Linked DNA regions of Homo sapiens: region 2 is linked to region 1. The links are chromatin loops, found by intact Hi-C in ENCODE. Cell type or tissue: psoas muscle. All regions are shown on one strand. Links, peaks and the distances in the headings refer to the core of each region. The heading gives the core; the rest is flanking DNA. Region 1 holds the start of LOC105370457 (a long non-coding RNA gene). Region 2 has its middle 190 kb from the start of LINC00639.

The links. A loop is a pair of places that touch in the nucleus more often than their neighbours do. Peaks named below come from ENCODE experiments on the same cell type or tissue, not always from the same donor. Only the 100,000 strongest peaks of a DNase experiment are listed, where the experiment ranks them.
Region 2: it touches region 1 in a loop (4-fold over the local background); 3 of 110 quality-filtered maps call a loop at or near these places.

Annotation. Positions count from the first base shown.
Region 1 is chr14:38,875,755-38,891,710 of GRCh38, reverse strand. It overlaps LINC00639 (long intergenic non-protein coding RNA 639), which reads left to right. Exons shown (of 5, transcript NR_039982.1): 2 at 913-970. LOC105370457 (a long non-coding RNA gene) reads right to left here and starts at 12,981. Exons shown (of 5, transcript NR_135256.1): 1 at 12,970-12,981; 2 at 9,071-9,115. In psoas muscle, for the core only: no CTCF peak of the experiment used is centred there; no DNase peak of the experiment used is centred there.
Region 2 is chr14:38,721,723-38,737,678 of GRCh38, reverse strand. It overlaps the pseudogene KRT8P1. Among named protein-coding and RNA genes, the nearest start is that of LINC00639, 190 kb to the left of the region's middle. In psoas muscle, for the core only: no CTCF peak of the experiment used is centred there; no DNase peak of the experiment used is centred there.

The DNA of each region.
Region 1 (15,956 bases), core at 8,128-10,627:
GGCAGTATCATGAGAGAAGCCACAGAGAGAAGAAATATGGTGTTTGAGGTGTAAGGTCTCCCTTTATTATTATTGGGTGTTGCTAGCAAAACCAATCCTCTGCCCGCCTCAGAGCAAGATAGGATGTTGTGCTGAGTTTAGTATCAGAGAATTGGATGCTATGCTGTCCAAAGTCAAACAGCGTATGAGGTAGGTAACCTAATAAGGTTATATAAGTCTATAAATGTGAGTGATTGGAACTGGAGGTCTTGAAATAAAATTTTCAAGGTTTGAAAGTATAGAACCTTAATTTTATCTTTCAATAACAATGGATATTACTTGTAAGTAACATTTAATATACTAACCTTGAAATAAAATCTCTATATAAATAAAAATGTTTAATCACTGTTAATTTTTTTCCTGTGGAATATTCTAATCTGTATTACGTTATTGATAAACATAGGCAATTTTAATGAAAATAATTTTTTTTTTGAGATAGAGTCTAGCTCTGTTTTCCAGGCTGGAGTACAGTGGTGTGATCTTGGCTCACTGCAACCTCTGCCTCCTGAGTTCAAGTGGAGGCTGACCTGCCTCAGCCTCCCAAGTAGCTGGGATTACAGGTGCCTGCCACCACGCCCAGCTAATTTTTGTATTTTTAGTAGAGATGGGGTTTCACTGTGTTGGCCAGATTTGTCTCAAATTCCTGACCTCGTGATCCGCCCACTTCAGCCTCCCAAAGTGCTGGGATTACAAGTGTGAGCCACCATGCCCGGCCTAAAAAAAATTCTTAATTTTAGGATATTAACTACTTGAATTTTTTTGTGTGATCATTTCAGATAGATTTCAAGAAGTTACATAGTGGAGTTTTGTTAATTACCTTTCTTAATAGAAGAAAAAAACCCTGATAAGTAATATCCATTCTATTCATTGCAGAAAATGAAACAGTTGGTGATGTTTCAGAGAACCCAACTCAAACTGACTTGAACAAGAGGTAGGCTGGAATTTGGAGGTGGTTTTATCTAATGTTGGTTTAATCTAGGGGTGGTCTGAATACCCAGTGATATCACCAAGTATGAGTTTTTTCCTATCTCTTTATTGCCTCCTGTGATACTGTTTTTTCTCTTCTAACCATCAAACAAAAGTCCTGAGACTCACTCTCCTTGGATTGACTTAGATAGCATGCCAAGAGAGTGTTATATACTGCATTGACTTGTTTAGGCTTGGGTTCCTTCACCATCCCTGAATCAATAACTGTGGCAGAGCTTGTAATTTTGCTGACATGCTTAAGCCAATCCCCTAAGTACATGATTGGAAATTAGGGATTCTGTTAAGAGTGAGAAATGGGATTGAATATTACTATAGCTATAAAAATTGTCTTTTTGAGTGGATAAGTATTTATGTTAATTATTACTTGAAAAGATTGTTCTTATTTTTATCGATAATTATAATCCTATGTAGCAATTTATGAAGAATCAGGGCTAAGTATTATTAAAAAAAGATAATGAGCCAGGTGTGGTGGCTCATGCCAGTAATCCCAGCAATTTGGGAGGCCAAGGGAGGAAGTTTACTTGAGCCCAGGAGTTTGAGATTAGGCTGCGCAATATAGCAAGATCCTGTCTCTAAAAAAAAAAAAAAAAAAAAAAAAAAAAAAGAAATTAGCCGGTTTTGGAGGTGCACCTGCAGTCCCTGCTACTTGTCGGGGCTGAGGTGGGAGGATTGCTTGAGCCTGGGAGGTTGAGACTATAGTGAACTGTGATTGCACCACTGCACTCCAGCCTGGGCAACAGAGCTACACCTTGTCTTAAAAAAAAGATAATGTATTCTGGTACAGTTTGCTTGAGTTACCTGATTTATTACAAATACTCCCACATTCTAATATATACAAATAGAAATATCTAGCAATCTAGTACATTAGGAGTAGGTTTGGGATATCTGTTAAAATAATCGATGAGACTTTTTATGCAATAAGAACAATTCTAAATTTATTTAAAAGTGAAATTCAAGGAGCATGCTGAGGATGCTATATTTCTGGTTGACGTTTGTGTCTTTCTATTTTTTCTCTCAATTAGTTGAAATTTTTGTACCAATTATACATAATAGATTTGAAAAACTCTCTCCTAATATTCCTGGATTTTTTAGCTTGCTGCAAATCCAAGTTTGATACTTTCAAGGTTAAAAGAGATTTTCCTAATGTTTAGCCCCTTGGTTTTGTGTATTTTCCAGAAAAGGCAGATAAAGACATTAATCACTAAAAATGATGACCTTGATCTCCAGCCCATACCTCCTTTCTGAACACCAGCAATCTATATCATACTGCTGATTGCATATCTTAACCTGTATTTTCTATCTTAAACTCCACATGTATAAAACTTAATATCTCCTTCTCCCAAATGTCTTATTTCCAACCTTTTCCTGACTTGATCAAAGGCACCATCATTCACCTGGTCCCCCAGTTAGAAGATCAGGAGTTGCCCTGCATTGCTTTCTCTCTCTTGTCTTTTAAATCCCTTACAGTGTGTCATCAGTTCATACCTTCTACCTTCTTAGCATCTCTCCTCTTGATTCTCTTCTGTCTACCACCATCACTACTGCTTTTATTCACGCCGTTCTCATATGTTCTCTGGATTCTGGGAAAAGTCTCCTAACTAGCTCTCTTGTTTCCATTCTGACATCTGTTCAATAAGCCTTTCACATATTTGCAAGAACACTTAAAAAAAGTACAAAATGTATTAGGCTATTCTGCTGTTTAACCTTTCAATGGCTCTCCACTGCCCTCAGGATAAAGCTGATCCATGAAAACATGAATCCTTGAAAACATGCTCTATTGAGTCTTCCTTGCACTGGTTTCTGATGAACTATCCAATGAACCATTTACTCAGTATTCTTTTTTTTTTTTTTAAATTTGAGACATATTCTCGCTCTGTTGCCCAAGCTGGAGTGTGATCTCAGCTCACTACAACCTCCACTTCCCGGGTTCAAACGATTCTCCTGCCTCAGCCTCTTGAGTAGCTGGGATACAGGCGCATGCCACCACACCTGGCTAATTTTTTTGTATTTCTTTTTAGTAGAGTCGAACTCCTGACCTCAGGTGATCTGCCTGCCTCAGCCTCCCAAAGTGCTGGAATTTCAGGCGTGAGCCACTGTGCCTGGCCTCTGTATTCCTTTTTACGTTAGATTTAAACTGTGGAATTTCTTTTGGTTTCCTACTTCTGCCAGGCTATTTCTTACCTCTATGACTTTGGTTGTGCTTTCTCTCTGCTTGGAATGTCCTTTGCTCAGTTTCTATTTATTAAACACCTACCAGTCTTTCAAGAGAGTGTATGTTATAATGTTTGAGAGCTTACATTTTGGAGGCAGATGGACCTGGGGTTGAGTCCTGGATCCCAAATTACTAACTATATAGCTTTGGTCAAGTCACATAACCTCCTTGAACCTCAATTTTCTTATCTATAAACTTGGGATAATAATATCTACTTCAAATGGTTGTTGTGAGGATTCAATTAAATGAACTAATGAACTTGAAGTGCTTAATACCATGCTTGACACATTCTAATTATTCAATAAATTGTAACTTCTTTGACTCAATTCAACTTTATTTATCAAAACCTTTTTGAACCCCTTCCCCTCAATTGGGACAAATCATTCTGCTTCAGTTATTGAGCTATGATGTCTCTCAGCTCCAAACCCATATCCTTGTATAGCTTGCTCTGTGGTGCTGGGGCTGGCACTCTGTAAATCAGATCTCTGCCTGGCCATTTCTCTCATCTTAGGCTCTCTCAGCAGGGGTTCCAGGGAGACTGCACAGCTGGTGGAGGGAAAATGCACTTCCTTTTTTCCGTTGAGTTTATGTGTACTTCCTAATTTTGTCAGGATCTGCCTTGCCTCACTTCACCCTGGCAGTGGCAGTTGAATCCAAGAGCAGCAATCAAATGCACTTTGCAGTTCAGGTTCTCTAACACTGGCAGAATCAGACACATTAGGTGAGCAGTGCCCCTTCTTAGATGTCTGGGTCTCAGGCGTATGAGTCACCTCCTCTAAACCTTCTAAATTTTAATAATCCCAACCTTTCACTTTGTTTTCCCAATTGTAGGGGTAGAAGAGGCTTTCTGCAGGTGATATCTCTGTGATACCTTAGAGTTCTCTCTTTGCCTTTTCATCTACTCAATATAACTATCTACACTAAATTTTTTTCTATTAAAAGTAATTAGTGTGACCTCTATGCCCTAACCAGACTCTGACAGACACTGACACCTATTCCGTCCTTTGTTTCCTTACTGGGATTTGTTTTTGTGTCCCAAGTGCCTTTGTAATAAACTGATGCACAGTAAGAGTCCATAAATAGAGCTACCTGATGAACATCTCTACCTGAATAGCTCCCTTTAGGTCCCATACTCAGTATTTCTCCATCTGCGCTCATCGTTTGCAGTCATCACTACAAATGCAGTTTCTTCTTTCTCCATATTGGTCAGTGTCATCAGTGTGTGCTTTCGAAGGAATTGAATACAGTGTTCTAAACTTGATCTTTACAGCGATTGAACAATGTGAACAAATGAAAATTACTAACATCTTTGTACTTCAAGTTGCTATAATAACAGACAAATTTTGGTTTTAAAAATGTATTAATGTAATTCATTTAAAAATCTATATCTCCAAAAGTTAATAACCAGAAGAGACACACTTGAATAGGAGGGAGAAACCCAGATCCTATTCCTCTTATTTCAAACTAATTTTTACAACTCCATTAGTCTTTCACTTTCTCCATCAATAAAATGGAGTTAAAATATGTATGTATGTCAGAGATATGTATGCATCCTATGTATGTCAGAGACATTTAATATATACATAAACATACACATTAGGTAACATATCTGCAAGTTATTAGGATTTAATAAAATTTAGAATTAATCATTATGCTGAAGTTAAACTATTTTAAAGTCTATCTCCTCCCTCCCAATCTAATGATAACAGATGGATTCAAAGTAACATCTATAAAAGAAGCTTAAGCTATGTTTAACTTAACATAAAAAATTCATTGAGTTTCACCAAATAAATAATATTGACTAAAAGTTGGGAGAGTTTTGATTACATGGTTATTAAATCATTATAAAACATAATGTGGTTTTTGAGAAGCAATTCCTGACTTGTATAACTGTTTTTAAAAAAGGAATCTTTGATATAAAAAATGATGAAGCAACTCAATTTTACTGGCATAGAATTTGGGGAAGAGTATTAAGAATTATTTTATTTCTAATATTGAATGTATGAGAGAGCAGATCAAGTAATAAATTTTAAATTATTTCAGTTTTCATGCTGGATCAATGTTTGCTATTGCTGAATTTTTTCTGGAGTAATTTTGGTTTTGAGAAAATTAGAATTGATTTATTTGTAAGTAGAATTCTGAATAGAAACTATAAGCCATGCTGAATAACAAACTCAAATATAGATTTCTTGTCCCGATATTTAAAAGACATCACTTTTGAAGAAAAAAGTGAACTAGGGTTAACCCAATTTCTTACCTTGGCGAATATGAATGATATCTATAGTACAGAAAAAAAAAGGTGATACTCATATGAGCCTATATAGAATCAAAGAATTCAATAAAATGCCAGATCATTCTACTTTTTAGGTATACTTGGAAACTGAAATATCATCAAAAGAATTGAATACTGCATGCAGTGAGCCAGTTATTCCTATTGGAGAAACAAATAACTGTATAAATATCTTCTTTGAGCAAGTGGGCAGTTGAATTTCAATGATTTAAAATAGCTTTATTTTCAATTTTAAAATGTCATGCAGTAAAGTTTTAAGGAAACCCTACAAAAATACATTTATAGCAGACTCAAGCAGTTACTTTCAGATAATGAGATGTTTGGTTCTCTCTATTGTGGTTTTTCAGTGTAGACTTCATCTGAATTATCACTTCTTGGCCTGTTGAGATTTTCAATGTACGAGGATTTCTAAGGATATTATTTCCCCCATAACATATTAGCTATGAAGAAATGCCAGTCATCTGAACAATATTTGAAATTTACTGTGCTCTGGAAACTGTCTTAGGTCCTAGGATGGAGTTGGGGTTAGAAGACAGGGGAGGAAATAAAAAAAAGAATAAGATGCCCTGGTCCAGTAGCATTTGCAGTGATGCGTGGGCACTCTGGGATTTCATGGCTCATCATGGTTCTCAGGGCAAAGGTGAAAAAACTGAGTCAATTAGAAGTTTATTATTTTCCATGTTGTCACATTCTGGCCATATTCCTATTGATTTTGTAGTAGACCATTAGAGTATGCCGAGAGCCATACCTTGCCACTTATTCATATAATTCATATTCATTATAACATGCCAGTAGTAAAGAGAAGAATCCCAGTTTCCACTCCCCTTTTTGAATAAACCTTATGGAAACAATTAATGTCATTCATGGGATCTGGGACCTGGTAGATGCTGAGCATGTTTCACCACTTAGAGAAGTGTACAGGAAACCTGAGGTCATTTCAGGATAGCATGGCTAGTTGGGTCAGAAGGGATTCTAGCCTGTCCCATTTCTGCTGAAAGAGTGAAGTTGGTCTTTATTTCACTTGTCTTATATACCTATGCTTAAAAATAAAATAAGGAAACCAGAAGCCAATATTTGACTTTAGTATAAATCCCTTAGGGAACCATTCACTCATTCAGTCATTTCAACACGATCAAGTTCTGAAGCATCTCATGTAGTGGAAAACAAACTGGTACCAGACACTGGGGACATAATGATGAAAAGACTTGGCCCCTGTGTTAGTTTGAGCTTCTATAACAAAGTACCATAGAATGGGTGGCCTATAAACAACAAGAAATTTATTTTTCACAGTTCTGAAGGCTGGAAGTCTGAGATCAGGGTGCCAAGACGGTCCCCTTCTGGTGAAGGCCCTCTTCCAGGTTGCAGACTGCCATCTTTTTGTTGTATTCTCATGTAGCAGAAAGAGCATGGAGACCTCTATAGGGTTCCTTTTATAAGGCTGATCCCATTCAGGAGAGCTCCACCTACATGACCTATTTATGCCCCAAAGACCCCACCTCCTAATACCATCACTTTGGGGGTTAGGATTTCAATATATGAATTTTTTTGGGGAGAGGGCACAAACCTTCAGTTTATAACAGTCCCTACCCTGTAACAGGAATACATTTGCAATGTGGTAAGTGCCTATTGTAGAATGACTTCTGGTCAAGTTTTTTCTAAGGGGTTACTAATTTATTAGTAATTTATTAAAAGTAATGGCAAAAACCACAATTACTTCTGCACCAACCTAAATATTTATGTATTTTGACCAATTTCAGCAGTCTTTCCACCAGCTCCTTGACAAAGGCATGAAACAACTGATTGACTTGGTGTTGTGGACAGATCCACCTCTTGTTTGCCCATCCTGATCAGGACTATAAACTTTCAGGGTCAGCTGGGGCCTTTTCTCTCACAGAATGAAAGCAGCTGAGAGGAGGCTGACTTGGCTGTGTAATCTCTGTCCCACACCTTGAAAATTCCAATGTAGGGGTGTTAGAGGAGAAAAGATTAGAGGTGTTCTGAATGGGAGAGATTTAATGTCTCTGTGACTGGGACTCAGACTTCACAGAGATCCCCATTCCCCTCCTCCATGCACACACTCATAAACTCCTCACTGGTCCTCTAACTTCAAGGCTGTTGTTAACACTGAGCTGCAGGGTAGAATGGAGTGGGCTTATCTCCTATTGATTCATTTCTTTCTAATTGCTTGAGGAGGTAGAGTTTGGTTATCAAAACTTTATTTTTGTCAAGTTTTGCTCATCAGTTCAGTGTTCTCTCATCAGATTTTTAGGACATCAGCATATTGTTTCTTTCAAACAAGGGTATTAATGGTATATAAGAAAATCCCCCAAACATAGACTGATACCTTTTCTTTCCGCACCTCCAAGGTAAGATCATTACCAAAAGAGTTTTAAAGAAATGTCTTAGCTCTTGTTAAAAGAGACTACAGAGGCTGAGGCAGGTGGATCATGAGGTCAGTAGTTCAAGACCCAGCCTGGCCAAAATGGTGAAACCCTGTCTCTACTAAAGATACGAAAATTAGCTGGGCGTGGTGGTGGGAACCTGTAATCCCAGCTACTCGGGAGGCTGAGAAAGAGAATTGCTTGAACCCGGGAGGCTGAAGTTGCAGTGAGCTGGGATTGTTCCACTGCATTCCAGCCTAGGCGACAGAGGGAGACTCTCAAAAAAAAGAAAAAAGACTACAACACAACTCCATTACAACAGTAATGAGAGACTATCGCGGAATGTACACCTTTATTAGAGTCCTTATTTCTCAATATTTTAGTAATCTATTTACCTTTTTCTCTATAGACTCTAAGTATCATGAGGCTAGAGACTATGTCCTCTATCTGTGTATTCCCAGTACCTGGCACAGTGCCTAGCCCATGATAGTTGGGCTCAGTAAATATTTGGTGAGCCAATATATGTTCGGTGAAGGAGTGGATATTTAAAAAAATTATCTAGTTATAATGGAATTTCACTGTATAATTTTTGTTTGATGTCCAATTTCAAAGAAGTCATTTTTTTGTCTGAAAGAGCTGATAATGTCATTTTAAAAATCTTTTGATTAAATAAAATGTACCAGCATTTTCTTTCAAATATATCAGCTTATTATTCTGTAGCTCAGTTATCTCTCTCTAGGTATTGAGGAGATGTGAACTCTAAGGGACAAAAGCTCTACATAATTTGAAGGTATTATACTCAAGGCAAAGTTTCTTTTCAGGTAAAAATTACACTGCAGTTTTTCAATCAAGTGAAAGTTAACATTAACATTCACAGGAGAGTTTTTGTGCCCATCACACATCTTTTACTTCCATGACATTAAAAAAATTAAATAGATAGTGCTCCCTCTCAATGAATAATCCAGAAAAAGAAGTAATGAGGCATACATGAAAACCAGTTAATACAACCATGATCTTCTCAACATAATGGTCTGAGGTGATTTATTTGTGTTGACAGTGTTTACTCAACTATAACCTACTTATAAACAGAGTAGTGAGTCATCACTACCAATGATGAGCTTACTTAGGGAATTTTATTTTATTTAAATGGCCAGTACTTACTATATTTTGAGATGGTTGCTCAGAAGAGTGGGAAGAATTTGTTCACTGTAAAAGAATAAATTTTTCAGATAATTATAAGGGAAAAATAAAGTTAATTGAATTATATAGTTGGTATTTAATGTCATAGATGAATTTTTATGTGTAAGCAATCATTATATATGAAAGTTAGTCCCTAGCAATAAAATTGTACTCATGTAAAATTTTTTCCTTGGTTTAAATATAGTCTTTCCTTTCCATTTGAGATATTCAGAGGCTATACTTCATAAACATCAATATCTTTCCAAAGTGATTGGTCATTTTCTTCTCTAGGCTCAGCAGAAAATTAGGAAATACGTAACTCATTCAATAACTAAGGATAAAAACTTCCATGCATTTTAGACTTATTTCTTGGCTATTATGTCTGCATCTCTTATCTAATGGATGGATATCCCAGAAATGAGTTGCCTCCACTCTGGCTTGGTCAATTATACTTAGATGGAGAAGAGTTGAAGGGAAGGGTGGGAACCCTAGCTCTGTTCTGTTTTCCCCTCTGAACTACAAAGGATCCTATTAATATCTATAGCTATTGAGCTAACATGTAAAGTCTTGCCTACTATTTCTTTTTCAGGGCATGGTAGATACTACTGAGATAAAAATAATTTTCTAAGAAACCAGGATTTTAATAAAAATGTAAATTATTTTAACATTAGTACTGAAGTTCAGGTTAATAAGTATGGCAGTGATTGATAAAAATCTTATGTACTGGCAAAAACGTTAGAGGTGGAAAAAGTTTTCAACCTGTCTGAGAGACATAAATGTATTATTACTTGAAAATCATTTCATTAAAGGTAAATATTTGTTTTACCCTCTAGATTCATACTTAATATAAAGTCAAAGTTGAAAATAAGGTAATTAGTCTTAGTGAAATTTTTGTCTCTGCTCCCAGAAAGGTCAACTAAATTTTCCCAGATGTTACAATTAATTTTCATTATTGCTTTTAGCTTATCTTTATTTCTAGTTCCCCATTTTTTTTTCTTATCTTTTCCTGTTCTATCAGAACGAATTCTATTTCTCACATTAGGACCAAGGAAGGATTGGAATTACTTACAATGGAAAAGTTTTACTTGAACTTCATTCTCTCTTCCTCCTTTTGTTTGGACATCTCCACTTTGTGCTTGTTTAAAACCTTTCTCAGGCTATTTTTACTGTTATTTTTTACACTGAGCTGTTTGGAAAAATGAAGTGTCAGCCCTGAGTTACATATTACCCTTGTGGCCTTCAAACTCTCGTACAGTAGTCTTTGATGTCCTCATTTCCAAGCTTAGTTTGCAGCCACTTTCCCATTGTAAGTGTACTTTAATTACACTTTCAAATCAGGGTCCTGGAAAGCTGAGGTAATTTGCAGGGAGCTTAATGAGGAACTGTCTACCAGAGTTTAGGGAAATCTGAAATGTTTCAGTAACCCTAGGACTAGTAACAGCTGGTTATTGCTCTAGGCCTGAAAGAGTGTGATAAACCATCTCTAGGATTCCCACCACCCAGTGAGTGTGGTGTTCATGCCCTTGGGTACTTCCTCCCTCTTGAGTGTAGGCTGAACATAGTCATATGCTTCTAATAAACAGAACACGCTAAAAGTAATAGGATGTCACTTCTGAGATTAGATTACAAAACAACAATGGCTTCTGTCTGGTTGTCTTGCTTGCTCTGAGGGAACCCAGCTGCCAAGATTGGAGCTGCTTTATATCAAGGCCTTCATGAGAAGAAACTGAGGGATGCTTCAGTCCAACAATCTGTGAGGAAATGAATCCTGTCAACACCATATGAGTGAGTTGGAAGTGGATCTTCCCTCAGTTGAGCCAGGTGAAAATACAGCTCCAGGTAATACCCTGATTACAGTTTTTCGAGAGACCTTGAGGAAGAAGCACCCAGGAACTTTGAGATAATAAAAGATTTCTGTTTTAAGCTGCAGTTCTTGGGGGTCACTTGTTATGTAGCAATAGATGGCTAATTCAAGGAGTTGGGGAGGAAGCAGTTACTGGAGTCAGAGATGGCTGTGTGGCGGTCTCCTGCTAAGAGCTGTGGCTTTCATTCAAGGGTCACATTCAGTGTGCAGGAAGTTGGGGGAATAAATACCCTGTCTTTCTTCCCTGTCCTGCTGCAGTTGTCTATTTGCTGGACCCAGTCAGAAAACAGGAGGCAAAAGAGCCCTTTGGTGAGGTCAAATAGCCAGCCTCCTGTGGCTCAGAGCAGGACAGAGAAAGGGGGAATAGATCTGGAAGATATGTAACATAGGGAAAGAAATGAATCCATTTGTACTTACCATTCAATCTAAGAAACCTTTGTTATAAATACAGTTGAAATCCTCTCTACCCGTCCCTGAACATGTTCTTTTCCCTTTACCCACAGATAGTCGGGATCTTTATCCTGGGGTTATTATTCCCATTCAGTTTTAAATTTTTACCTGTTTTGGCCAGGTGCAGTGGCTCACACCTGTAATCCCAGCACTTTGGGAGGCTGCGGTGGGTGGATCACCTGAGGTCAAGAGTTAGAGACCAGCCTGGCCAACATGGTGAAACTCTGTTTCTACTAAAAATACAAAAATTAGCTGGGTGTGGTGGTGGGTGCCTGTAATTCCAGCTACTCGGGAGGCTGAGGCAGGAGAAATGCTTGAACCCAGGAGGCAGGGGTTGCAGTGAGCTGAGATGGTGCCATTGCACTCCAGCCTGGGCAACAAGAGCGAGACTCCCTCCCAAAAAAAATTTGCTTTATTTGTTTATTTAATTTTCATGATCAGAATGGCCTATAGTGTCCCGGGCATGTGTTAGAATAGTGTTTTATCCTTTGATTCATTTATCCTGTTAGTTTTCCAGATAAGATTACTGGGTCTGTGTGCACCAAGGGGATGCTCCTCAAATTATGCTGGCTAAATTGAGGAATCATACAGTTCTGTTGTTTCATCTATAGCAGAGATCAACATACTTACTGAAAAGGACCAAAAAGTAAATATGTTAAGCTTTGTGGGCTACAAGGTCTTTATCTGTCACCCTATTCACCTCCACCATTGCAGTAGAAAGCAACCCTAGACAATGTGTAGGTGAATTGGTGTGGCTGTTTTTCAATAAAACTTTACAAACTCAAGTGGCAGGCTAGATTTGGCCCATGAATTGTTTCTCTGCTCTATAGCAGCCCTGAGAAAATGACCATGGGACTAGCCATCCTGGTGGCACACATGCCTCTGGGAAGAGAGAATTTTCAGCATAAAATCCCAAAAGGTTCATAGCAGCTGAAAAAAGCAGGTCTGCTTAGGGGCTCCTTTAAGAACAGGCAATGTTGAGAAGAGGGAGGTATATCAGAACCTTGAGGAGAAGCTGAGCACTGGCAGAGAGGAGGAAGTACAAGGGGCAGAAGCTGTAGTGCTGACTGATGCTCAGTCAGAGTCAAAGTGGGTGATTTGGGGAGGGTAACAACATGGCCAGCAACAACTCCAACGGATAGGAGAGGTGCAGCGGAGTTCGTGGTGGCTTGAGTGATGTCTCAGCAACATATTCTGGAACACAGTGGCATTGAGCACACTGGGCTGTGGTCCATCCAGACCTGAGTGATTCTGGGACCTCAGGCAACAACCTGCTGTAATGCAGGAGTTTAAGACACTGCTGAGCAGACTTCCAGAGAGCCCTGTGGGAAAAACCTGGGAAGGTGTATGCATTTGTATGCATGTGTGTGCATGAGGATGAGGTGGGAGAAAAGAGGAGAATCAGTAGGGTATTTTTTGCTATCAGATTGCTGGTCTGATCATTGTTGAGACAACTCCTGTACCCACAGGGATGGGTAAGGGCATGGCATGAGGTCCTGGGTTGCATGACAATTATATAAGCAGCAGGTTGATTTTTCTTTACATCCACTTCCCAACATTCACCTACCCTGAGATGTCAATTTGTTTCTGTCTTGTCTTTTTTTTAAATTTGTGATTCAAGAAGAATTCTATGAAACAGAAATTCTAGAATATGTTCTGAAATAAAGGGATGTCACAATCAAAGTTTTCTAAGCAAAGACACTTCCCTTCAAAAGAACTCAATTGCTGACTATAAGATGCTGAATTATTTTAGGTTGGTAGCTGAAGCCATATCTTGCAGTTTTTCTATTGAAGGAAGTGCTTTGTTTAGAAAAATGACTTGGTAAGCAGTTGGGAGTAGATTGGCTGGATTGAAAAAGAAGAAGGAATCAAATAAATAGTCAATCTGATATGCATTGAAAGTAAATACTGTATAGTTTGAGAGAGGAGAAAAGCCAAGAAGAGTAGAGAAGAGAGGGAAGGGAGTAAGAAGGAGAGAGATTAGGCAATCTGTCAGTACTCTGGAATAAATGGACAATGGTGGCCAATCAGAGGTTTCTGGTGGAGAGGAGGAGAGGATTTTTAAGAATGGAGATATCTAATCTTCGGTTCTAAGGTGTTTGAATTGCTATGACGTAATGCTCCTTGCCTCTCCAAGCCCTTGGGAAAGTCTGATATTTTTATGAAAACTTGTTTGGTGCTCTTGTGGGAAATAAAGAGCAGTTAAGGATATGTGGTAAACTTCACATTTACCCTACAGCTGATGCCAAGAAGAAGAGGAATGTCATGTGAAAAGGAACAGGAGTTCAGGAGTTCCAGATGAAAACAAGATATAAAATGAATGGCAGTCCTTAGGGAAATTGAGGGTGGCCCAGATAAGAATGAAGTTGGCTCTGGGCCCCTTTTGATAGAATAAACCAGAGGGTGGTGAATATGTGACACACGGGTCATGTTCCTCTTATGGATTCATGAGGATTGTTCAAAAACTCTGAGAAGTCTGGAGTTAAAACAGCAATGACAACAGTGAAAACCTTAATTCTGTTTAATCTAGCATTTTCCAAACTTATTTTACCATGTATCTCTTTTTTAAAACTTAGTAACACTGAGTGTTCTTAGGAATATTCTTTGCCTTTAAACTATTAATATTTTTATAGTTGTGATCAAACCCTTCATTTATAAATAATCTCTAAGATACACTTTAGTAGAGGGTTTTGAAATGTGCTAATTCTTTTGAATGCCAGCTCTAAGAAGCCGAGACTTTAGAATTGAAAGGCAACATGAGGATCTTCTTATAGGGCACAGGCAGGGCTTGGCATGGATTAGGTATGGACGGTGGAGAAAGAACAGAATCAGATGATGCTCAGATTGCAGCCTGGAGCTACTGGGTGGATGGTGGAGCATTTCCAGGGAGAGGGAGCATGAGAAAGGGCAAGTCTGAGCAGGCATGGCCTTCAGGGGTCAGCTCTGACTTGGTTTTTTTTTGTTTTTTTTTTTTTTTTTTTTGAGACGGAGTCTCACTGTGTCGCCCAGGCTGGAGTGCAGTGGCGCGATCTCTGCTCACTGCAAGCTCCGCCTCCTGGGTTCACGCCATTCTCCTGCCTCAGCCTTCTGCCTTCTGAGTAGCTGGGACTACAGGCTCCTGCCACCACACCTGGCTAATTTTTTGTATTTTTAGTAGAGACGGGGTTTCACCGTGTTAGCCAGGATGGTCTCGATCTCCTGACCTCGTGATCCTCTTGCCTCGGCCTCCCAAAGTGCTGGGATTACAGGCTTGAGCCACCGCGCCCGGCCCTGACTTGGTTTTGAACGTGAGGCTTTGAGATGTCTGTAAGATCTCCATGTTGGGATATCAAGTAGTTACAAAGAATACATGAGTCTGAAACTAAGAGGAGAGAAATGAGCTGTTAATTTGGCAGGTAGGTACTCTTTGAGGCCTGCGAGAGGGTGAGTTTGCCTGGTGAGAGAGCTGAGAGAGAAAAATAGAAGAGGACTTAGTGTTGAACTGTAAGGGAATGTGACATTTAGAGATTGCATAGATGAAGAAGAACCAGCAAAGGAGTCCTTAAGATATCAGAAGACAAAGAAAATATGAGAAAACCCAAGAGAAGAGGGTGTATCAAGAAGGAACGAGGGCCACTGGGACAAGAGCTGCTGAGAAGTCAAATGAAAAGGACGAAAAGATAAATGATATTATCTAGTTTTGTGCTAAATTAAGCAGTGTGGCAAATGCTTGAATAAATGTGATTCTCATAAAAATCGTGGGAAGAAGTCATTATTTTATGGACAAGGAAACATACTCAGACAAATGAAGAAATTCAAACTGAAGCCTCTAGGCTATCCTGCCTTCCAAAAATTCCTATTTCAATGCCAGTGTTTGCATTTCGTATGGCTGATTAGCAAGTCCTGATAATTCACATTGTAGAGAATAATGATTCTTAACTTTACATTTTTAGCTTACTATGGCTACATTTTGACTTTAGTATTTTCTGATGGAGGGTGGGACGGGATAAGATACTTCCTACAAATATTTTTGGAAGAAGACCAATGAAATTGTAACTGTTGTTAAAAGGAGGCTATAAAATTTAAACACAGGCAACTCCATCCTTCATTAACACAGAAAAATTATGGTATGTCATAATTCATTCTGAAGTTTATTACCACAAATATTGAATAGAGTATGTTATGACATTATATTGACATCCTACTTCCACCGATAACCCAGGTGCTAGAAAATTTATGCAATGCTGACAGTTAAGCCACAACTCTTGGTATAATTCTCAGAAAATGTTGAAAACGGAAAAAAGCAACTTGATGTAGTTGAATATTTGAGCGAGGAGGAGCTCTTTCACATAGCCACAGTATTCTAGAGTGTTTAAAATCTGAGTTAAAAAATGAGTGTGATCTCTAAATATTTTCCTTAGGATGTGCTAAGATATTGCAGTATAGATAGTTCTAGGATGGCCAGGTTGACTAGTGTCAGGTGCAACTTCTCAGTTTTGTTGTAGGTGGGCTGTAAAGTAAACTATCACCAGCTAGTTATTCCGGTGGATGCAGCACCATTTGAGTCTACCGTGA
Region 2 (15,956 bases), core at 8,812-11,311, 150 kb after region 1:
GCTCCCCTGAAGGGCTGGCACAAAGCTTGGAAAGCTTCTTACGTCTACACCAGGCAGACCTGCGTTCTGTGTTGTAAGCAAAGTAAGATGGCAGACTAGGTTCAGGCCCGACTCTCTTCAAAGTCCCTGCTATTCTTTTTCTCACAGGATTAAAAAATTTTTTAGTTGGGCAAATGCATTCTGTGTCTTAGTCAGTTTGGGCTGCTGTACCAAATACCATAAATTGGATGGCTCATAAACCATAGAAATTTCTCACAGTTTTGGAGGCTGGGAATTTCAAGATCAAGGTGGTGGCAGATTCGGTGTTTGTCTTCTGGTCCATAGAGGGTCACTTTCCTCTAAAACCTCCTTATGGTGGCAGGGGTGAATGAGTTCCTTTGGCCTCGTTTATATAGGCACTAATCCTCCTCCTGAGGGCAGAGCCTCCCAAAGGCCTCAGCTTCTAGTACCTCCTGATACTATCACCCTGTGGGTTAGGATTTCAACATGAATTTTTGGGGAAAACAAACATTCAGAATATAGCAATGGGTTCTTGATTCATGTGACAGAAAGCGAATCATTCTGAATTAACTTGAATAAATGAGTGGTATTCAAGCTGAAACTGATAATAGCTTTAAGTGTGAACATAGTTTCCTGGTCAATCTTGAAAAGCCAATCTCCACCAGAATTGTAACTACTCTTAAGAACTTTAATAGCAGTAGTAACCAGCTCGTGCTTCAAATTTCTACAGTGTTACAGTCTATAGAATATTTGGACATTTGCATTCTCATTTGATCTAACTGCTTGCTGGCAAGGGTTACTGTTAGCTCCATTTTATAGCAGTAGAAGTTGATGTCCAAAGAGGTAAGATGACCTGTGACAGCAAAGGTAGAGAGATTCCAAACTTCTGAAGCTTGGGCCAAGTCAACGTCTTTTCTGTGGTTTCAACCCCAGTCAGTACATGATCTTTTTGATGGATGCAGAACCAACTGAGATATTTTCTCCACTAGCCCATTAGCAGGTGCTGCTAATGGTTCCAATCCAGGGCTTTGATCTTGAACTTCTCAGCCTCCAATAGGGGTAGTGTTAGCTCCATTTTCTAGAAGTAGAAGCTGATATTCAAAGAGGTAAGATGACTTTTTCAACATCATTAGTAAATATGTCAGTTCTTGAACTAGGGTCTTCTGATTTCCAGGCCAATATGATTGTTAGTAAGCAATTAAGATGAGGTTCACCTATCATAGAAAGTAGAGACTTGAGCAGTGTAAAGATCCACAAATTTGAGGCATGGACCTCCTTTGTATGGTAAAGCTAGATACAATCTACTTGACTTGCCCCAGTGACCCCATACATTTCATGGAATGTGCATGTGCAGGTATGCCATAGTGACCACCTCTCAGTCATAGCATAACTCCTGGGAACTGAAGCCTGCTTGCTCTAAACCCACCAATTAGAACTCCTTGAGGAGCATCTGTTTGGGCAATTCCCTGAACCATATGAAAGACAGAGGTACCATAAGTCCCTCTCTTTCTCTCTTGCTCCCTACCCAACTGATTGAGTGTGCATGTCCTGAAAGCTCCCGTTTCCCATTGGCCCTACAAGATGTGCTGCCCTCTTCCATCTGGGATTTGTAAATAAGAAACTGCTTCTGTTATTTTGTTTGCTGTGCTGCCTCCTCTTTGTCTCATCTGATCAATACACCTGAACCTAACTTCTTTCCTGGAGAAAAGTTAGGCTCTGTCCTAGAGAGTGGCTATCCACAGGTCAGACAAGAGTCCCACAGGGGTGTCTGCCAGAATAAAGATTTTCCTGTGCAAGAGACACCTGGTCATGGGTTGAACATTTGGGCATTAGGCTATCCATGAGAATAAAGAAGTACCCTGTGAAAGCACACTGTAAATATCCATGACCATCTACCCTGGAGCCCTGTGAGTGCAGCATTGGAATTTGTACCACTTTCCAGAGAGAGACCTCAAGACCAAATTAGAGGAAAATATAACAATTGTATACTGGAAATTTGTTGAGAGAGTAGATTTTTAAATGCGTTCACGCACACACATACAGGGGCAATTATGTGAGGTGATGGATATGTTAATTTGCTTCACTGTGGTAACCATTTTACTATATATAAGTATGTCAAAACATCATGTTGTATACCTGAAATATATGGTAAAATAAAGACATGTTTAAAAGAAATGATAGAAATTCACTGTGAGAATGAAAACTACAGGCCAATCTCTCATGAGCATTTGTGCTAGTTATTTACTCATCTTTCTCAGCTTCACATCTGCCCAATTATGCTATATTTTATGCTACTGAGGCTTGAAGTCTGCAAACTACATTTCCCAGCTTCCATTGCCAGCTGGCTTACTTTTCAATTATGCTAATGGGAATCTAAAGTTCCTGTTTGAAGATCAGAAGTGAACCGAGAGAAGTTTCCTGCTTTTGACACTAATAATGTGGCGGTTGTTGTTTGTTGCTATGACAACAAAGGTAGAGACGTTCTGAAGTCCCGACGCTTGGACCAAGTCAACATCTTTTCTGTGGTTCCAACCCTAGTCACCACAGGAACTTTTTGATGAATGCAGAACCAACTGAGATAGTTTCTCCAGCAGCACAGTAGCAGGTGCTGCTAAAGGGCTCAATGCAGGGGCTTTAGCAGCTTCTAATCTTTAGGTGTCAGTCTTTCTTCCTCCTTTCTCCTACAGCACCCCTCCTTCTTTTTCTTCTTTAGCCCTTCCAAAATATGTGCAACCAATTTCCTATATTAAAATCCCCTTATTACAAAAATGTTGTGATTCAGATAGTTGTATGATCTGATTTGTCCAAAGTCACACAGCAAGGAAGTTTCAGAACCAGATTTGAAACCAGGCAAGAGTGACTATCATGCAGGGCTCAAAAAAATTATTGTGTTTATTTAGAGTATACAACATGATAATAGGGGATACTATATATAGTAAAATGGTTACCATAGTGAAACAAATTAAGATATCCATCATCTCACAAAGTTACCCTTTTTATACACCTGTTAGGATGGCTATTACTAAAAAGTCAAAAGATAAATGTTGTTGAGGCTGTGGAGAAAAGGGAACAGGGGAACAGTTGTACGTTGTTGATGGGAATGTAGCTTGGTGCAACCATTATAGAAAACAGTATGGAGATTTCTAAAGAAATTAAAAACAAAAGTACCATATGACCCAGCAATCACCCTCTGGCCATATACTTGACAGGAATAAGATCACCACCCTGTAAAGATATATGCTCTCACATGTTCTTGTAGGGCTCTCGCCTCAGTAGTTCGCTGCCTCCAGGACATGGCTGTGAGGGGACACATGTGGCTGACCGTTTGGAATAGAGTCCCTCATTTTAAGGGTTTAGATGAGCTCAATTTTTTTTAGTAATTAGGGTGGATTATGTATTAATTTACTTGGATTCAACTATATAACATCAAGACCTGGACCATATTACATTTCTTCTCTTGTTCAATACTTCTCTTACCTAAAGTGGGTCCCTTCCTCCCCCCCATATCTATATGTATATCTATATACCTATATCTAGCTATATTTCTCCACTGATATGCAAGACCTTGACATAGAGCCATACATAGAGGATAAAGAGATTATATTTTATCCCTTTCTAGTCACCTGTGCTAGGAGCCTTCTGTTAGCCTGCTCATCAGCTTTGGCTCACTCAGTCATGGACTCATTATAGTCTCAGGAAACGCTCAGCCCAAATAACTTTTACTAGATCGTCATAGCCCAGGATTTATAACACTGTGGTCAAAGGACGCTGGCATTATTATCATCTGAAGATCTTTTTATCTTTCAGACTTCTGAGTATACGCCTCAACCTAGTGAGCCCTAACCTTATGGAACATGAAACCCTGCAATCTGCTTTCTTATCAAACTGCCCAGGGAACTCCAGAGCAAACTGAAGTTTGAGAATCACGGAGGGGCATCTCATACCTTTTCAAAAAATTAATTGCATGCATGTGCAGGTGTCCTCCCTTCTCCATTTCAAATCTTCCCTCTTTTCTACTCCATGGTACCTGGAGGAGAAACCTTAAAGACGTTTCTCACTTTTTCTCCATTTATCTCTTGCTTTTTGCTACTACCAGTGCTTGCTGCTTTCCTCCTTCTCATGGGAAGAACCACAGTTGTGCAGGGAAGAGCTATTTGCTCCTTGAATGTTTGAAAAGTTTACATGGCACTTATGTATCTTTCAACTTGGTAATTGTCCAATATGGTCACCGAAGAGGCACTGTGCATACTTTACGCGCTGCTGAATTTCAATTCCATAGACATCATCAGTCATTCCTCCTTCTGGGCTGAATGTATGTCTGTCAGTGAGAGTCACCAGACCCTGAATGGGAACATTCACTGAAGAAGGTGTTCCTGTCGGCGTTGGTAGAATGAGAGAATGAGTACAGGCCTGCAGCACTTTGAGCCTCCATCAAACGGGCCTCTCAATCTCTACCCACTCATTTCATTTTTTTTTTGCCTTATTTTACACCCCAACTGCCATAGGCACTACCCTTACCCATTCATGAATCAATGCTTTCTTGCAAGCTTCCTCTAACTCTTCTGACATCCATGGTAACTGGGCCACAGCTAGCACAGTGCCACAAAGAGGTCAGCTCATGCGAGCCCTTGGGAGGGCTTGACTTTATCCTTAAAATCTTTGTGTGTGGCTGTTTACATAGAAACTGACAGAGGTCGAGAGAAAGAAGTAGGCAAATTATGGTGTGCAGGGCCTTGCTCCTCTGCCACCATTTGAGTTCAATCACTTTATACTTTATCTCTGATTTCACTTAAAATCCTCACATGCCTTATAGGGTTGAGATGGCTGTTCACAAATACCTGGCATAAGCCTTTTTCCCTCTGCTCAACCACACAAACAGCATTTCCTGGAGTGCGCTTTTGCGGTTCCTCTAGAGTCTCCTGGTGGATGGAGGTGGAGTGAGGAATGGTACTGAGGTTAACTTCGGTCAAATTGCATATTCTCTTCCTCTTGGAATATCCCAGTAAAGAGTCATTTAGGATAAAAATATGGTTAATTTAGCCCAATTCAAAATTATTCCATCACAAAACACTAACATAGGGTTTATGGAACATAATCCTGTAGAATTCCCTGGGGGATTTTGTCATGTAACTGCAGACTATCCCTAATCTTTGCTTGTATTCTTTCCTCCTTGGATACACCACTGGGCCTTGGTACCTCTATTAGAGCAAAGATAGAAAAAAAAGATTAATTGGGCTTTGCTTAGAAAGGACTAACAAGCTTTTTCAATTGCCTTCTAAAATGAGTATTCTTTCCTTACCTCACCCTGATATTGTAGGTTATTTCTTATCTTGTATGAACTACTTTTCCTAACCATCACTTCTCCTGTGTTCTAAAACATTCTCTCTACTCCAACCACCTGCTGCTTCGTGTGCTATTTGCTTTCTCACTTCTGTGACCTTCTTTATTCATTTTCCCATGCTTAGACTGCCCCCTCTTCCCCTCTGTCTCTTTCATGAAACCTTTCTTGGCTGACATCTCCCCTTCTCTCTGCTCAATTAACCAAAGAATTCATTCAACATATGCCAATTATGTGAAGGACTGGGTTGGGCTCTCAAGATACAGTAATACTGAAGGCAGACCTGGGCTCTGTTACTATGGAAATGGGATTCTCTAGCTTCTGAACCCCACCTCACTTTACTTGCATTACCCTTAGAGTAAGTGCTTTTACTCATTACCTCTTTTTATAATTTTATTTTTGAAACATTTTCAAATGTACAGAAAAGTTAAATGTATAAATGTCTCAAATATATCCTTACCCCAGAGACTCCATTTTAGTCTCCTTTATAACAATGGGGTATGATCTAGGACAGAACCTTACACCCAGCTGTAATGTGGCTCAAACTGCAAACCTGAAGCAATTCTTTAGTCTTTTTACTTTCCATGACCTTGAAGAGTTATGAAGATTAAAGGCCAATTTGGGTCTGTTTGATGTTTCCTTATGTTAAGACCCAGAATTTTTGGCCAGAATTTCACAGAAGTGATGCTGTGTTCTTACTTCATCCTCTCTGATGGCAGTTGTTTGTCTACTTGTCTCATTGCTGGAGAAGTTAACACTGATCCCCTAGTTAAGATGATGTCTGACATTTTTTTTTCTGCTGCAAACCTATCTATCTTTTCCTTTGTAATAATGGGTATTTTGTGGAAAGTCACTTGGAGACTGTGTAAAATCTACTCATCCCAATTTTATCTACCAGTTTTAGCCTCCATTGATGTTTCTTGCCTGAGTTAATTGTTAGCATAACAGTTTGCCAAATGCCATTATTAGTTGCCATTCAGTAGTATGTAAAGATGTATGTATGTGTATATGTACATATGTATTGATATAAGTGTGTACTTAGAGACTTACATCGATGAGTTATAATCCATTACAATGATTATTTATTTTGATGTTCAAGTTGTCCCAGATTTGACCAGTGACAGCTTCCTAAACCTGATGTACCAAGATGTGCACAAGCACGTCTTCTTTCCTTGCCCCAACCACCCTGGAGTTGGCCATTTGTCTAAGATGTCCTGTTTTTGTCTTTTAAGATGGAGAAGTGGCATTCAAAAGTCGAGATCTGTGTGCTTGGTGTGCTTTATTGCTATTGAGATGTTGCTGCCCCTAGGTCCTCTCAGTGGTCAGAGCAAGGAAATCTATGCAAGTATATACATACCTGCATACACACCTACATAATATATACATATCTGCACACATATATGTATCATACACATGTGTATATACACATTTTCATCTCTCTATATCTCTGTATCTATCTTTCTAGGTATACACTGAAAATCATGAGTTCATCCAGATAAACTTTAATTCCAATCTAATGCTGCAGGGGTTGTTTCTCCTTCCCCCTTCTCATATTTGTACCTCATGTTCTCTGACAGTGAAAAGCCTGGTTATCATTATTCGTGATATTTTTACTTATTTACTCAATTCTCCAGTAAGTAATCTCCTGACCTTGCTGGGGTGCTGCCCTGCTCTCACCCCTTCCTTGTGTGGTCCCGCCCTACTCTCACCCCTTCCTTGTGTGATCCTGGCTGTTCACACTGGGATGACTTCCTGCCAGGGATAGGGAAGGGAAGGCAGCCCCATCACCTGTGTGTGTGATGTGTGTGTGTGTGTAAAAACATAAGACTTAAAAAATCATAATTTGACAAGTTATAAAATGCCTCTCCCACCTCTTTTTTTAATGCTTCTCTATGTATTGAAAAATAAACTCGTTACTTTCCTTTAAAATAAACCAAATGAACCAGTAAAGATGATGATTTTATTTGAGCAAACCTATTTTATCAACTTTCGAGTTTACCTTCTTGGCTTAACACCAAAGGACTTACAGTCATTTACACACATTTTGTTCCTACCCCAGGACTCCAAGCTCCTTGAGGACAGAGGCTGGCTTCTGTTTGTTCTTGAGTCAATGGGACACCTTGCACCAGTGTCTGAAGTGGAATGTGTGTCCAATTTGTTATATTGATTATATTCCTCCTATCAGAACTGACCAGCTGTTTTGCAGAATTGATTGAACTTACTCATTATTCCAACATTTCATGCAAGTAGCTTCAACCCACAGAAATATCTCACCTGCAATGTATTAAGAAGCTTGTGGGAAAAGTGGAGGTCACAAGTTTATTCACTAGAAAATCTTTTACAAACTGAATAATATCCTTAAAAAGGAAATAGGAAGAAAAAATGGTACGAACAAAACAAAGGAGGCATTATGGAGATGCTTGTTTTATAAAATTAATGGAGATGTTGACTTTTCCTAACACATGAAATACTGTGCAGCAAATAGATTCTGTTTGAAATGGAAATAGTCAATTGATTGGTAAGGGAGATACGTACAAAATGTTTACATTGAAAGTCATAAAATGCAACAATAGACAATTGTAAAAAGTGTTGTAAGCTTAGTGATAGACTTGTTTTAGGTATGGCTTGAGAATATACGTTTCACATTGTTGGGATTCTGTCTGGTGTGTAGCGGTCTTCACTGGGCTTTGAGTACATGTTTATATTACATGCAAGTTACAAGGGCTTCAAGGCCCTGCTACAGGATTTCCCCTCTCCCAGTAGATCTCATGACTTTGTCTGTAAATCAGTCATTCTCATTGCCATATGCCCTCTTCTTAACATGAATTCAGAACGAATCTTCCTTGAAGTCTTTCTCCATTACCACTGGCTATTTTTGCCCCTCTGCTGGTCTAATAAAATAGTTTTTGGACCAATTTAATTTATAATCTATTTCAGATAGATTAAAAAAAGATGACTGACATCTGTCACATCAGTCAAGGTTAAAAATGCAATTTCTGGTTCATTAAACCTAACAGAAAAGGTCAATCTTTAATAATTGTATAATCTAATAAGCTATGTTCTCAGAAGACTTCTGGTAGACTTGCTTGTGCCAAAATGTGCACATTTGAGAACATATGACCTCATTATGCTTTTAAAATACACACACACATACACACATACACGCACACACAAATCAATTTGAGATTTACTTTAAGAGATCCACTTAGAAATAATAATTTTGGTCTAATTAAGGCATGAATTAATTTTCTTCTTTTTACTGGCATTAGCCAGAGTGCCTAGAATTGAAGATGGAGGCCAATCTGGGCTGTAGGTTTATAAAAGATGTATTTATTTCATGGTTTTGATGATTATGAGAGTAAGCAACACATTCCAAATCCTGCTTACAGGAATAGGCTTTCACAGAAAATTATATGGATAAAGTGTCTCTCCAAAATATAGCACTGCTTCGCATTCTTTCCTAATTGAGCTTTCTCTGATTACTAAGGCAAGTCACATCTTATAATAAACAGTGGGGGCCATTATCCATAGAAGGGGAGAAGTAAGGCTGTTTGTCCTCAGTTATTTATTTATTTTTTGGGCAGAGCTAGCTGAGGTTTTATTTTGAACACACACACACACACACACACACACACACACACACACACACACACACACAGAGCAATTGAATTGTTTTGTAGCTGGAGGCATGGGCAAGGGGTGTCCCCAGGCAGTAAACTCCCCCGTGAGTGGGCTGAGGGCTAGGGCTGAGCCTCAGGTGGGTCTCCTGTTCTCTGTGCTCCCCTGCACAGCGGCCTCCCTCTTAGGCTCTGGGGCAGCCGCAGGAAGGGTATGCTGGGAGGGGCTGCTGCAGCTGTTCACTTGGGCAGGATGTCAGACAACTCGGACACCAGCTTCTCATTGCGGGTCTTGATCTTCTTCACAACCACGACCCTGGTGGAGCTGGTGCAGCTGAAGGAGCTACAGCCCGCGACAGAACCAAAACTGGAGCCCAGGCCGTAGCTGAGGCCGGGAGTTGTGAGGTCCCCCTAGGCCGAGCTCAGCCCACCTGCATAGCCGCTGGTGGTCTTCATGTGGATACTCATGTTCTGCATCCCAAACTCCAGCCGGTTCTCCTCGCCCTCTAGCAGGTTTCTGTAGGTGGCAATCTCGATGTCCAGAGCCAGCTTGATGTGCATCAGCTCCTGGTACTCACGCAGCTGACGCTCCAAGTCCTGCTTGGCTTGCTATAGGGTACCCTCCAGCTCGGACAGCTTGGTGTTGGCATCTTTAACGGCCAGCTCCCCAGCTGCTCGGCAACTGTGATGGCGGTCTCCAGGGAAGCCCTCTGGCCTTTGAGGCCCTCAATCTCAGCCTAGAGCCGGCTGATGTTCTGGTTCATCTGGGAGATCTGCTTTTGTGTGCCGCAGTTCATCCCCGTGCTTCCCAGCCAGCTTCTGCAGCTTCTCATACTTGATCTGGTACATGCCCTCAGCCTCAGTCCTGCTGCGCTTGGCTAGCTCCTCGTACTAAGCCTTGACCTCAGCGATGGCTGTCCATGTCCGGGGAACAGCTGTTGTCCATGGACAGCACCACAGACGTGTCCCAGACCTGGGACTGCAGCTCCCAGATCTCTTCATACAGCTGCCTGAGGAAGTTGATCTCATCAGTCAGACCTTCCAGGCGAGACTCCAGCTCTAACTTGTTCAGGTAAGCTTCATCCACATCCTTCTTATAAGGACAAATTCATTCTCCACCTCTGTACGCTTATTGATCTCATCCTCGTACTTGTTCTTGAAGTCTTCTACCAGCCCCTGCATGTTGCCAAGCTCTGCCTCCAGCTTCAGCTTCTCCTGGCCCAGAGTCTCCAGCTACCGCCTAAGGTTTTTGATATAGCTCTGGAACATTTTGTCCACGTTGCTCCAAGCCATCTTCTGCTGCTGCAGGAGGCTCCAGTTGGACTCCAGCATCTTGTTCTGCTGCTCCAGGAACCGTACCTTGTCGATGAAGGAGGCAAACTTGTTGTTGAGTATCTTGTTCCGCTCCTTCTCCTGGGTGCACGTGGCCTGAATGTTGGGGTCCACTTCAGGTTAAGGGGGCTCAGTAGGCTCTGGTTGACTGTGAAGGCGGTGATGCTTCCTATGCTGCTGGCCCCACCATAGCCTCCACCCAGGCCACCCTGGAAGCTGCTGCTGCCGCCCACTTGGGAGAAGCTTGAGGAGCTGATGAGGGCACTGGGCCCACTCGTGTAGAAGTGGCTGCTGAAGGCCCCTGGGAGAGAGGTGACACCTGGTAGGACTTCTGGGTCACCCTGATGGACATGGTGGAGGCAGGAGTGGAGGCAGGTGGGCTGAACCAGGCAGAGATTCCAGAAGGGGTGGAGAAGCTGCTTCTTGGTCCAGTTATTTCTTTTAGTGGTCCTAACTTCCCTCCTGGTTCCTAACATGCTGGGATACACAGCCTGGGCTGGTGAGCATTTAAAGTTCCTTATCTGGATTAGGGTGCTAAAAATATGTGTCTACTCCAGTGTCCAGTGATTATACATTAGAAATATGGTGAACAGCAATATTAATTTAGTTGGGAAAAGCATGTTCCTTCAGAGTAAAAAAAAAAAAATGCAGATTGGGAATCTTGGCTCAGCTACTTCCTAGGCGAGTTTGTGTTGATTGATTGATTGATTGATTGATTGAATCTGCCTACTAGGGAATAGGCAAGTTTTTTTTACTTCTTTGAGTCACAGGTTCTTGTCAATCAATTGAGGGCAATACTACCATGTAGAATAGTTGTGATCACATGAGATAATGTCTACAAAGTGCTTCACATGGTGTCTGATATGGAGTAAGCATTCAGAAATGATAGAAATTATTATAATTACATAATACATTTGTGGAAGAGGAAGAATTCCAAATTTTATTATCTACACATATCCCATTCTCCAAATGAGACTGCAGAATTTCTAAGTCAAAGGACAATACAGATTATTACAGTGGAAAAAAAGAAGCTCATATACCAAAATACAGGATGTTAGCTGGGCACAGTGGTATGCACCATAGTCCTAGCTACTTGGGAGGCTGAGGCAGGAGGATCACTTGAGCCCAGGAGTTGGAGACTAGGGTGTTATGACTGCATCTGTGTATAGCCACTGCCCTCCAGCCTGGGCAACATAGGAAGACCCATCTCTAAAATCATACATACATACATATGTACATAAAAAGGAAAAAAAACCCTAAGAAGTTAATGGTATCAATTAATCTTCTTAAGAGAGGACCAGAAATGTAGAAGGATGCAGGCTAATAGGTGGTTTTAGGATATTTACTGCCTGTCTCTCCCACTTACTCTAGATGGCCAGTAGAGCTGCTCTTCCCTTTCAATTTTAGTATCCCTCTTCTGGGCCTTCCTCGAATCTTCCATAGGGGATTCTTTTGGATTATCATTTTATGGTTTAATTGACCTTCATTATTAGGAAACAAAACAATTCTGAACAGAGGCCATCGGTGTGCTATGCAGAGCATCATGTTTTCACAATCAATTTACTCATTTGCTTTAAAATTCTTCGTAGTTTGAGTTCTGAGATATCTAACAGGATGAAGTTTGTTAGAGAATGAAATGAACAGAATGACATTTTATAACAGAAGTGGCATTTCATAACAGAATGAAAACAACCAAAATGATCTTTTCAACAAGCTTCCTCTAATTGCCTTTAGAGAATGTGCCTTCCTCTGCTTACTTGAATAACTAAATAAAGGACAAAACATTTGTAATTTTAATATTAAGAATATACTCAGAGTTGGTAATTTTGTCAAACTGACACCTGATAATTTCAAAAAATGGTCAGAGCATATCCTTACGGTTTAAAACTTTTTTTAAAAAGTCTGTTGAATAGAAATCTTAAACACAGTAAATGATAATGTTAAAAACAAATAAGCTATTGGAAAAGGCTATGAATCAATGTAATCTACCTAAGGTCATATCTGTTAGTAGGCCTGCTGGGGGCTCAGGAGGTATTTAGAATGCACCCAATTGGTCTCAGAAGGCCAGATGTCTCCTATGTCCTGTGAGTCTCCAAGTTCTCCTTTAAACCACACATCTAGCTACTCAGAATGGGGTGTGCTTTGCAGACATCACACAAAGGTGTAATTGGCCAAAAAGTACATTGTTGTCCCTCTCCCTCGTCATTCCATTGTCCTTGTATTACCTTCTCTTCTTTAAGGAAAAAATACACATAATTGTGGTCAATACTGTACTCATTCACATAGTAGAAGTATATAGTACTCAGACAGAGAATATATGATATATGTCCTGGAGTTGTAAAGGGAGGAGGAAAATCAGAGAAATGTGGTGTCCTGGAATCCAAGAGGAGAAAGCATTTTGAGAAGACAGTAGTCAATAATGTCGACTAGAACAGACAGGCCTTGGAAACTAAGGGTTAAGAAAAAGCTACTGGATTTGGTGAGGTCATCGGTCAGCCTTGACAGATTTCAGAAGAAAAGTAGTTTGGGAAGCCTGATTTTTATTTTATTTTATTTTATTTTATTTTATTTTATTTTATTTTATTTTATTTTATTTTATTTCATTTATTTATATTTATGAATGTGGTGTGGGAGGGGCTGGTTATGACAGGAATTTTAAGGTGTGTGTGTGTGTGAGAGCATGAAAACACTGTATTTAGAATATCCTTTAAAGAACTTTGTGAAAGGAAGGCTACCTTGAGGGTGGTGGCTGGAGAGAGACGTGGTAGCATCAGTGAAACACAGCTTTTCAGCCGGTAACACCTGAGTACCTTTGAAGACATGGAAGCTCAAACCTGTGGAAGAAGAAGCTGAGGAGACAGGAATGGGCAGATACAAGAACTAGATCCTCTAGGAGTAAGGAGTGACTCTTACTTTATATTTTTACTTTCTAAACATTCACAATATCAGCATTTATTAGAATGGTGATATAGTCTTTGAAAAATGGTAGCAGGTATGCAAAGGACTCTTACCTAGAACTTGCTGACTAAAAATGAATGCTGATGGTACTGAGCAGGACCTAGTCTACAAAGTTTGCCTGTCAGGAACACATTTTAAACAGAAGCTAAGCTATTATTCCTAGTAATAGGAAGAGCTTGTTAAAGTTTCAGGTTAGATTAGTTCTCTGAGGGTGGAGCCTGTTATGGATAGTCTACGTCAACCTGTCATGTTCTGCTGCCCAAACGTGGTAAATTCTCGCATTGGAATGTAGAACTGAAAAACGGTGCCATAAATAACAATTCCAGGCTGTCAGCATGGAGTGATCACTGCTCCCACCCTCCCGGTTCTACTCTTATTCTAAAGGCCAAAAAAGTTCTGAGAGTATTTATGTTCTATTCAGATTAACTAATTGAGATTTTGGCCTTTTTCTCTAGTTGCCTGTTCCTTTACTCAAAATTAATTTGTTACAAGGCACAGTGAGTTAATTAGTATGATTAGCTCCGTTATCTTCATGCTTGCATTTTTAAGGACTTTAAAGTCAAGGTACTGTTTCACAGATGATTATTTGCAGACAGTTAATTCTTGAGTTATTGTCTTGGGATGGCCGTTATCATATTAGCATGCCTTTTACATTTCTTGATTTTTAAAGAAACATCTCATTTTTATATTCCATTTTAGAACTTTCATTGTCAGTAAATATTACCAATGAGCTTCCGTTCTGTCAACAACATTTTCGTGTCACGTATTTTCAAAATATGAGATTTCAAATTCCAAAATGATTTGTTTCTATAAGTTTAGGGAAGTGGTGGTAGTAAGCATTTCATTAATAAAGTTGTTATAATGAGTACTCAATGTGTATTCAAAGTGTACCTGTTGATAATTTGAAGCAGAACAAAAGAGGGGGAAAAGAAAAAGAATGTACCACTAGGTGCCACTCTGATCTTAAAGCTTGAACCAATGAATGACAATTGCAACAATGACAGTGGTGGTGACATCAATAGACACTTTATGATAAAATGGAGGTAGTTTTTGTGACTATAATATTCTAAATTTAGGACATGAAATTTTAAGCTTGATGAGGATTTTGTCTGAAAATGACTTTTTTCAGATGCTTTGCAAATACTTTGTATTAGTTGATATTACTAAATCATTTATGAAATTAGCAAATGTGGAAGTATTGCTGACTTTTATAAAGGAGAAAGGTGTGGTTTGATGATCCTAGGATAGAGAGTCATCAATTTAGCATTGATATCAACTTTCACTATCATAGTAATAAAGCTATTGAACTATTCTTCTCTGGCTTGGTTATCCAGAAGAGATATCTCTTTCTCAGGAGTGTCATAAAAGACACTTGGTTAAAGTGTGAATAGTGTTCTGATTACAGTAATTGTTAAATATTATTATGTAAAGCGAGGTAATGATAGTAAAAATAAATGAAATGCATGAATGAAGCAGTTACCTGGTGATCAAACTACAAATAAAACATCAGTCCTATGTGGTGATTAAAAATTCTCTCTTCATAGAATATTTCCAAATAAAGAAGTCAAAGACAGTTTTCCTGAATTGTTGATATTTGACTTTCAATACAGTTACTGGTTCACAAAAAACCACTTAATTACCAGACTAATCTAATTGACCTAGGATAGCAGTGAGAGAGCTGTAAGGGGCTCTCTCTTCTTCACCTAGAAGACTTTACTGAACAAAGTCTAGGAGATCCTTGAAATTGTTAGCAAAGCATAAAGATATATACATATGTGTAGGTTCAGCAATATACATGTATCTCATTGGAACTTCAAAGACACTCATCAAAAAAGGGTTATATCCACTCTTCTAGGGTATTTGATAGTGGCAATGGCTAACATCACATCCAAGGGCTTGGTTGAAGGTAAAAATCAGTGCGAACGAACATCAAAAGCAACTTTCAGTGGGAAAAGTAACAAAGTGTCAACCTGAGGTCTCAACAGGAACTTTGGTTGTCATATGTAAAGCAATAAAGGCATTCCTTAGGACAACCTATACACATATGAGGGCCAAGAATTTTTTGTTTGTTTAGGTTTTTAAGCTCTGTTTTAAAAATCACATCTTCCCTCAAGTGCTGCAAACATAAAATCATTCCTGTCCTTTTACTCTCAAAATTGTGGTCCCTTTCTCTCTACCTTTCCCGAAACCAAAGGCCTGTGTGTGACCTTTGAACGAACTCACCCAACCTAGCAAAGTCATGATGCATTATTCCATGATGGGTGGGCCAGTGGGAGGGCTACCATTACAGAATACTTTCTCTTGGACTAGAAAGGTTTCCTAGGAGAATGAAGACAGAAGTTAAGTATATTGAAGAACTGGCAGAATTCATGCACTCAGTTAAAATGAAGAGACACTGCCTCCTGGAGGCCTGTATTGGGATAGCCGTGGTACAGTGTGAGGAAATGAGTAGTTTACACTCCCAGCCTAGATGGAATCAAAGCTTATTCCAGCCATGGCTGAGAGTGTGTCTGGAGACATAGCTAACAGAGAATTTATATTTTCTGACTGACAGTGAAAAATGAATGTTTTCACACCGTGGTAACTAAAATTTGGGGCAGTCATCTTTATTCACATTTGAATAAAACACCGATTCATGACAGGCTTCAGGTTGCTTAGTCAATCAGTTACGCGGCCAAAACTGCTGCGTCTGAGTCTCTTCCTCTCTGCTG